Linked DNA regions of Homo sapiens: regions 1 and 2 are each linked to region 3. A link is an interaction called in ENCODE POLR2A ChIA-PET data of the cell type or tissue named here. Cell type or tissue: PC-9. All regions are shown on one strand.

Region 1 (2,500 bases), 360 kb before region 3:
CTGCCAAAGATGCCGTCACAGCCTCACCAAGACGGTGTCAATAGCGCCACTGGCTGGCCAGGTTGACCCAGAAGACTTGGGTTTAGGCAAAGGAGTGGAGGCTGGGAGGGAGCAAGGGACAGGGAGCCCTGGGCACCTGGACCCCCGGCATCGAGGGGTGGGGTGGACACAGCCTCCAGGACCCATAAGGGCAGCACCCCACGGGTGGCTGTGCGGGGGGCCGCTGGGTGGACATGAGCTTGGGGTAGAGGCATGGGCAGGAGCGAGAGCCAGGATTGGATTTCGGGAATGGGCAAAGCAGGCCAGCCCGGGGTTCCGGAAGGCACAGCATGCCCACAGAAGAGGCCCTTTCAGTGTGAGTGCCAAGGCACAGAGGTGGGTGGGGGGCTGGGAGAGCCCCTGCTGGAGAGGCAGGGGAGGGGTGGGCGCAGGGGCCATCTCCCAGGGCAGGGTAGTGGGCCAGGACTACAGTGAACACCACGGGCCCTGCTGGGGGGGTGGGCCTGGTGCAGCGGCTGCAGGTGGGCAGTGTCCAGGCGTGAGTGTGGACAGCAGGCGGGCATCGGAGCGAGGCTCAGCCACACCCCTCCTGCGGTCCCCCAACACTAGGCAGCTGCTCCCTTCAGCCGTGGTCCCCTCTGGCCTCTCTCCACCCCTCCTCCGGCCACTCCCACCCCAGCCGTGCACACAGGCTCAGGGCCACCAGGGAGGACAGAGGCTCACAGGCCTATCTGGGGGTGGCCTCAGAACTAAACTGCTTTAGCTCCACAGCCTCAGGCCCTGCAGGGCAAGGCGGGTAGTGCCCAGCACATGGGCTCTTGTCACCCCTCCTGCTTCTCCCGGCTCTCCGGTACCGGAATGTGGTGTCCAGGGGTCTCTGAAGTTCCTGGCTCAGCTGCTGCCAGGGGAGGAGGCGCTCTGATGGGCCTGAGGTGCATCCAAGTTGCAAATGAGCTTCAGGGAGACCTAAGAGAAACCACGTATCTTTGTTATGAAGATACAGTTACCTTAAGTCACACAATTATCTTCACTTCAGTTATTTTTTCTTTCGAATTAAAATGAAAATTAATGTAACGAATTGGAGTTCTGATCCAGAGAGTAGCGAGGCCTGGATTCACCCTCCCACCGGAAACAGCTGAAAATCCAGGCAAAGGACAGGAGGTGCTGGCTGTGGGGATACCAGGCCTCCGCCAAAGAAGGACGGTGACCCCTGGGTGGGAACAAGGTGCCAGGAGCCCTAGGGTAACCTCAGCCTTCTGCCTGGCAGCTTCCAGGCCGGGCACAGTGAGAGGTGGAGTCCAGCAGACCCCCCGAGTTGAGGAAGTGGAGCTGAGAGTCCGGGGGGAAAATGAGGCTGAGGATTGCAGGACAGAGCACCCGGGGGGAGCTGGCAGACAGTGGCGGGGTGCAGGGGCTGTCCCGGGACCGCCAGGCAGGAGGCTACGGGGGCTCTCCTGTGAGCACCAGGCCAAGCACCTTCAATGCGTGCGAGCAGGAAACCAGCAGGAGGATTAGACGGAACAGTGCCAGATACTGCACAGGTCTGGAAACCAGTGCCTGTTCCTACCAACCAGACTAGAAAACCTCAGAATTCGTGAGACATTGAATACTCAGATGGGTGTGTCTCAAGGCCCAAGATCTATTAGCTGGTTACTAGTTAGCGCTGGTACACCTAAAACAAAACAAAAATCTTACAAACAAGACCCCAAAGCATAAATTTTTTTTTTCTTTTGAGACGGAATCTTGCTCTGTCTCCCAGGCTGGAGTTCGGTGGCGCAATCTCAGCTCACTGTAACCTCCACCTCCCAGGTTCAAGCCATTCTCCTGCCTCAGCCTCCCGAGTAGCTACGATTATAGGCACGCGTCACCACGCCCGGCTAATTTTCGCATTTTTAGTAGAGATGGGGTTTCACCATGTTGGCCAGGCTGGTCTCAAACTCCTGACCTCAGGTGATCTGCCCACCTTGGTCTCCCAAAGTGCTGGGATTAAAGGTGTGAGCCACTGTGCCTGGCCTCAAATTGTTTCCAAGTAAACTTACTCCATCCCAGAACAAAGCCCAAAAATATTTAGGTAAAATTCACAATCCCTGGGGCAACTAGTGAAAAATTAGCAGCCAAAGAAGCAGGAAAACAAGACCCACAGGGAGAGAAAATCAATCAAAACCGACCCTGGCCGGACACTGATGTTGGAATCAGCAGCCAAAGACATTAAAGTACTTATTATAGGCCGGGCGCGGTGGCTCACGCCTGTAATGCCAGCACTTCGGCAGGCCGAGGCGGGCGGATCACGAGGTCAGGAGATCGAGACCATCCTGGCTAACACAGTGAAACCCGGTCTCTACTAAAAATACAAAAAATTAGCCGGGCGTGGTGGCCGGTGCCTGTAGACCCAGCTGCTCGGGAGGCTGAGGCAGGAGAATGGCGTGAACCCGGGAGGTGGAGCTTGCAGTGAGCCAAGATCGCACCACTGCACTCCAGCCTGGGCGACAGAGCGAGACTC
Region 2 (2,500 bases), 150 kb after region 3:
AGACTTTTCTACCAAGCCACACAGCTGCAGCAACTGCAGATACTGCGGGCTGAGCAGGAGCAGTGGTGGCGCCTGCCCTGAGGCTGCCCTGCGATGGCCTGGGTGGGAGAGCTGGGTCACCGGTGCCGATGCTCTGGCCCTCCCCAATACGCTGCTTCGTCCCACTGCACCGCCTGGCTGAGGGCGTTAGGGGCTGTGCCTCTTGTGAGGGCCATTTGGGACCTCCCTGGGGCACTGCACAATTGATAGTGTACCAATAGAGGGAGACTGGGCGATCTGGAACAGCACGTGGTGGGGTCCTGCTTGTGTGCTCTGCGTTCCTCTGTGGCGTGGCCAGGCCGGGGCATGGCTCTTACCCGGGGAGTGGTGGGCATCTCGATGCTTCTTTGCCTTAATGATGGCCACATCTGGGCTGCTCTGCACCCACGGGAGAGGCTGGCCCAGCTGCAGACTGCTTAGGGACTTCTGTGTCCATCCTGGGGGGTAAGCCCACGTGACCCACATTCTTGGCACTATGAACAGAGAACATTTGCCTGTTGGCTTCTGAAGTGGTCAGGGCCATGGCTGACACCTCCAGGTCCGCCTGGCATGGGACACCAAGTGGAAGGCCCAAGCAGCTCATCTGCTCTTGGGACCAGGGGCCAGTTGGGTTGGGTCTGGTCACGGCAGAGCTATTGTGGAGGGTCAGGAAGGGTGGAGAGGAGCTGGGTTGAAGCGGACTGCTGCGGATGCAACTCCCAGCTTGCCCACCGCGGGCTGTCTGCTCTCCCTCCTAGCAGCTGTCACACTGAAGTTTTGTCCTCTGCTGTCTCCTCTGGTCCTGAGATGAGCTGTGAGCCTAGGTGGCCAAGGCTTCCTGCATTGCTTCCCTGTGAGTCCAAGGCCTTCCCCCACCACTGGGCAGAGGCTGGACAGCACGGACTTCTAGAGAGAGCCGCGTTGCCAGTTCCTCTCCCACTCGCTCGTCCTTATCCACCACGCTATTATAGTTTCCGTTGTCCTCCACCAGCATTTCCCTTACTCTGAAGTTCCGGCATTCACATCATTCATGTTTTCTTTTGTCTTTTAGCTAAAGGAAAAGCATTGGCGATTTGTCTGATTCTGGTTTTGAGTTACTCTTTGTTCAGTAATGCACTTTATTTTATTGTCCAAAGAGAGTCAGAGCTAAGCATACAGGCTTGGGGGTGAGCCCTGCTGTGAGAGTTCAGGCCCTGGGAGGCTCAGCCACCTCCTCTTGTGGGAAGGAGGTCTCAGCCCCACCTCGCATCTTCACCTGCCCTTGGTGTGGACACACCCTCTCATGCTACCAGCACCATAATCCAGTGGGGGTGACTGGGTGCACACCTGCCCAGGTGAACACAGCGGCTGCCAGTCTCCTGGTCCCGAGAGGAGGTGGGGCCTGGCCCTGGCTCCCTCCAACCAGCTGCTCCTGGGACACAGGTGCTCCTGCTTCGGCTCTGTTTCGGCTCACAGGTGTGCATCACTGGGCTTGGATTTGCATTACATTGACCCCAGCCCTGCAGTGGAACCTAATAAAAGCGCCTGAAGCAACTGCCTGGTCCTGGTGTGTCCTTCCTGCGCACTCAACTGTTGTCTGGCATCTGCTCAGTGTGGGGGGATTTGATAACTTGTCTCCAAGATATCACTGTTTTACGTGTATGTGCATGGTCCATTTAAAGGTGGGGATCCCACTTCCCCAGCCGATCCCTCCCAACCTTGGCTCCTCGATAAGTTTCTTAAAGTGCTAACATCTGGGGGAGGAGGAGAGTGCGTCAGTGTTTGACGGCCCCGCCGCCCTTGGGTGCCTCTTCTGCCTCTGCCGCACCTGTCAGCCCTGCGACTGCCCCACAGTCACTGCTTTGTGGACAGGTACATGTGGTCAAACAGCAGGTGAAGGACAAAGCCCAGGAAGGCCAGACTGCACAGGTGCAGCAAGGAGTGAGGCCTGGGGGTGACACACTGCCTGTGTTCCTGCTTGAGCTGTCTTTCCCTGTGACAACAGAAAGCGTCTAGAACAAGTGCTCTCTGAGCCTCAGATAGGAGCCTGGCAGTCACTGTTCAGCACCACTTTGTCCTTTGGTCAGTGACTCATAGCTGACTTGAGCAGTTACTAAAAAAAACTCCAACTAATTTCTGAAGGAGGGCCCTGGGGTGAAGCAGGCCACAGGACAGTGACCAAGGTGTCCTGGCTTCTGGACTCCAGGAGCGAGAGGGTGAGTCCCCCAGCACCCGGACTCCAATCCTGCACCTTCAACACAGTGCAGTTCACTCGATTTACCCACAGCTCCTGGGATCGCTTGAGCCCAGGAGGTTGAGGCTGCAGCCAGCTGTGATCGCAAGTCCAGCCTGGGCCACGGGGTGAGACCCTGTCTGAAAAAAAATTTAAAAAGCTGAGGTGAGGAGGCTCGGGGAGGTTGTATCAGAGAAAGCAGCAGCCTGGGCCATGCAGTGAGCCAGTACCTGATCATGGCCGTCTTATGTGAGAGCCAGTGAAGATCCT
Region 3 (2,500 bases):
TGACCACAGCCAGGTTCACAGGGCAGGGCCTGCTGGGCAGACTGTGCAAAGCCTCAGGCCCTTTCTTCTTTGTTCTCTGTGGCAAGACACGGTCAGAAAACAACGCCCCTTGGCTGTCCCTGGGAAACAAGGAGAGCTCTGTCTTATTTTGCCCCATAAGCATTAAAAAAAAAAAAAAAGTAAAAAAACGGTGGCTGCTTCTCGTGCTGAGAAACGCCCGCTTTCATAGGGCCAGGACCACACGCGTGCAGGGTCTCCTGGCATCTCTCCTGGGGGTGTGCTGGTCCTAACATCGCTTCCAGTGCCCACGCAGCTCTCCGAAGGAAGCAGCCCAAAGCCGGGGCATCGGGTCACCCCACTTGCCCAGGGACACGTCCGGCGGTGTGCTAAACACCCCTGGGTGGGGGGCGGCTTGGCCCACACCCTGGGTATGCTACAGCCAGCACGTCTCTAGATGCCAACACCTGTGCACCTCACAGAACTCCCCCCACAACTTCTAACTAGGCGGAAGGAGCGTTCTTGAATGTATGGGGGTGGGTGGCTCAGAGAGGCCAAGTGACTCCCCCAAGGTCACCAGGTATTAAAGTGTAGAGCTGGGGCTGGATCGCCACCTGCCGAGAACTGGGAAGCCGGCTGGGAAGCTGGGGAGCGCGGCTGCGCCCTGCAGGCCTCGAGCTCGGCGGCCACCACTGGAGGGCCACCCGGGATCGGCCATCCGGGCGTCGGGGGCCTCCTCGCGCTCTCCAGGAGGGAGCCCCGGGCGCGGCGATCCCCGGGTGCGTGGGGCCGGGCTGCTGCCTTTGCAGGCGTCTCGGCGGCGCCAGGGTCCCATCCGCCCCGCGTCCCGGGCCCCGGCCTCACCTTGAGCAGGTCCAGCGGGTGCGTGCAGCAGGCGGCCCCGCAGGAGGCCAGCCCCCCGAAGTACCAGCGCGACACGCGCGCCTCGGCTGCCATGGCCCAGGAGAGCCCAATCCCGGCCCGACCACAACCCGACCCCGGCCCTACCCCGGCGTGTACCGGCCGCAGCGCCCCGCGCCCCGCGCCCCGCGCCCGGTTCAAAGCGCCGCCCGCGCGCCCGCACCCCGCACAGCCAATGCGCGCGCGCGCCCCGGGGGCGGGACCGCTAGGCCACGCCCCCTGCGATTGAGGCGGGCCCGGCGCCTTAAAGCGGCCGCGAGGGGCGCCGAGCGCGGTGGGCCCGGCCTGCGGACGCGCGGGTGCTCCGGGGCTGCTGCGTGGCCGCCTCCACTCCCCCGGGCCCCTGGCGTCCTCCCTTCTCCAGGCCGGAGCGCAGGGCCGAAGGCCACCGCCCGGGGACCGGCCCCAGGCACATGGGACCGCGGCGGGCGCCCTGCCAATCCCCAGGAGGCCCGGCCCCTGGCCCTGAACCTGCACCCGGTGGCCACCCCGCCGCGCAGGCGCTGGCTCGTGAGTCACCTGGCGGGGGCCACGTGTGTGCGGCGTGGGCCCTGCGTCCACAGGTCTGCAACCCCTGCCCCCACCGAGGGCTCAGCCCCGGCCCAGCTGCAAGAGAACAGAAAACCGGCTTCGGGAGCCGGGCGCGGTGGCTCACGCCTGTAATCCCAGTTACTCAGGAAGCTGAGGCAGTAGAATCGCTTGAATCCGGGAGGCAGAGGTTGCAGTGAGCTGAGATCGCGCCACTGCACTCCAGCCTGGGCGACAGAGCGAGACTCCATCTCAAAAAAAAAAAAAAAAAAAAGAAAAAGAAAAGAAAAAAAGAACCTGCTTGGGGCCAGACTGAATGAAAACTGGGAAAAAAGGCGGTTAGGAAGGACTTGCCTCTCCCTTCCCACACACAGATGCCCGGAAGCTCCTGCTCAGTTCTGGTCTGGCTCTGACCAGACGCCCCAGGCAACCACCCTGGAAGTGGGGCCCCGGGGTGGATTCTGGGGCTCTTGTTCCCAGGAGATGCCTGCCTGCATCTGGGCCCCTGCTTGGATTCCACTTCCCTGCGAAGAACAAGGAGGCGCTGGTGTGTTCCTGGCCCAGGTGCACCTGCTGGGCAAAATGAAATTTAAGTCCCCAAGGCTGCTTTAGGGCTGGGCCACAGGGATGAAGACCTGCAGCTCCAGCTTGGTCACTGCTGTCCGGCCTCCCCCACCCTCCAGGGCGAAGGGTGAGGAGCACCGGAAAAACAACTCGTGGTCCCTGGAACCCCTCAAGCACCAGAATGTGTCCAGCCCTGCCTCTGCGCATCCAGCGATGCCCTGGCTGTGTCGGAAGCGCAAGACGCACACTTAGGATTTTCAGCTTGGCTGTGGGTTTATTGGGCCGTAACCCCAACGTAGGCAGGTAGCCAACTGGAGGAGACTGTTTTCTAGACCCTTAGGTGGCCTCTGACCCCAGAAGTCATCAGCGGAAGATTTGGGCTGGGGAGTGAGCAGCTAACCAGAGGCGGTACCCCTGCCCGGAAGTGTGTCCTGGACCTTGGTTTGGTTGGGTCCCTCAGGTGTTGCCCACACAGACCGTAACTACCTGG

What was found. ChIA-PET counts read pairs that join two places held together with the same protein. Peaks named below come from ENCODE experiments on the same cell type or tissue, not always from the same donor. Only the 100,000 strongest peaks of a DNase experiment are listed, where the experiment ranks them.
Region 1: POLR2A ChIA-PET joins it to region 3 with 18 read pairs; 3 of 35 experiments call an interaction of 5 or more read pairs at or near these places.
Region 2: POLR2A ChIA-PET joins it to region 3 with 14 read pairs; 5 of 35 experiments call an interaction of 5 or more read pairs at or near these places.

Annotation. Positions count from the first base shown.
Region 1 is chr17:82,075,472-82,077,971 of GRCh38, reverse strand. No RefSeq gene overlaps it. Among named protein-coding and RNA genes, the nearest start is that of DUS1L, 11 kb to the right of the region's middle. In PC-9, no CTCF peak of the experiment used is centred here; no DNase peak of the experiment used is centred here.
Region 2 is chr17:81,555,938-81,558,437 of GRCh38, reverse strand. NPLOC4 (NPL4 homolog, ubiquitin recognition factor) reads left to right here. Exons shown (of 17, transcript NM_017921.4): 17 at 1-1,551. LOC124904085 (a long non-coding RNA gene) reads right to left here. Exons shown (of 2, transcript XR_007065947.1): 2 at 1,119-2,500. Among named protein-coding and RNA genes, the nearest start is that of FAAP100, 4.8 kb to the right of the region's middle. In PC-9, no CTCF peak of the experiment used is centred here; no DNase peak of the experiment used is centred here.
Region 3 is chr17:81,710,881-81,713,380 of GRCh38, reverse strand. It overlaps SLC25A10 (solute carrier family 25 member 10), which reads right to left and starts at 1,097. Exons shown (of 11, transcript NM_012140.5): 1 at 862-1,097. The coding sequence starts at 954. RefSeq lists silencers at 606-655, 666-775, 786-1,455 and enhancers at 2,056-2,325, 2,500. In PC-9, no CTCF peak of the experiment used is centred here; a DNase peak (open chromatin) is centred at 1,490; H3K4me3 peaks cover 2,246 bases; H3K27ac peaks cover 1,749 bases.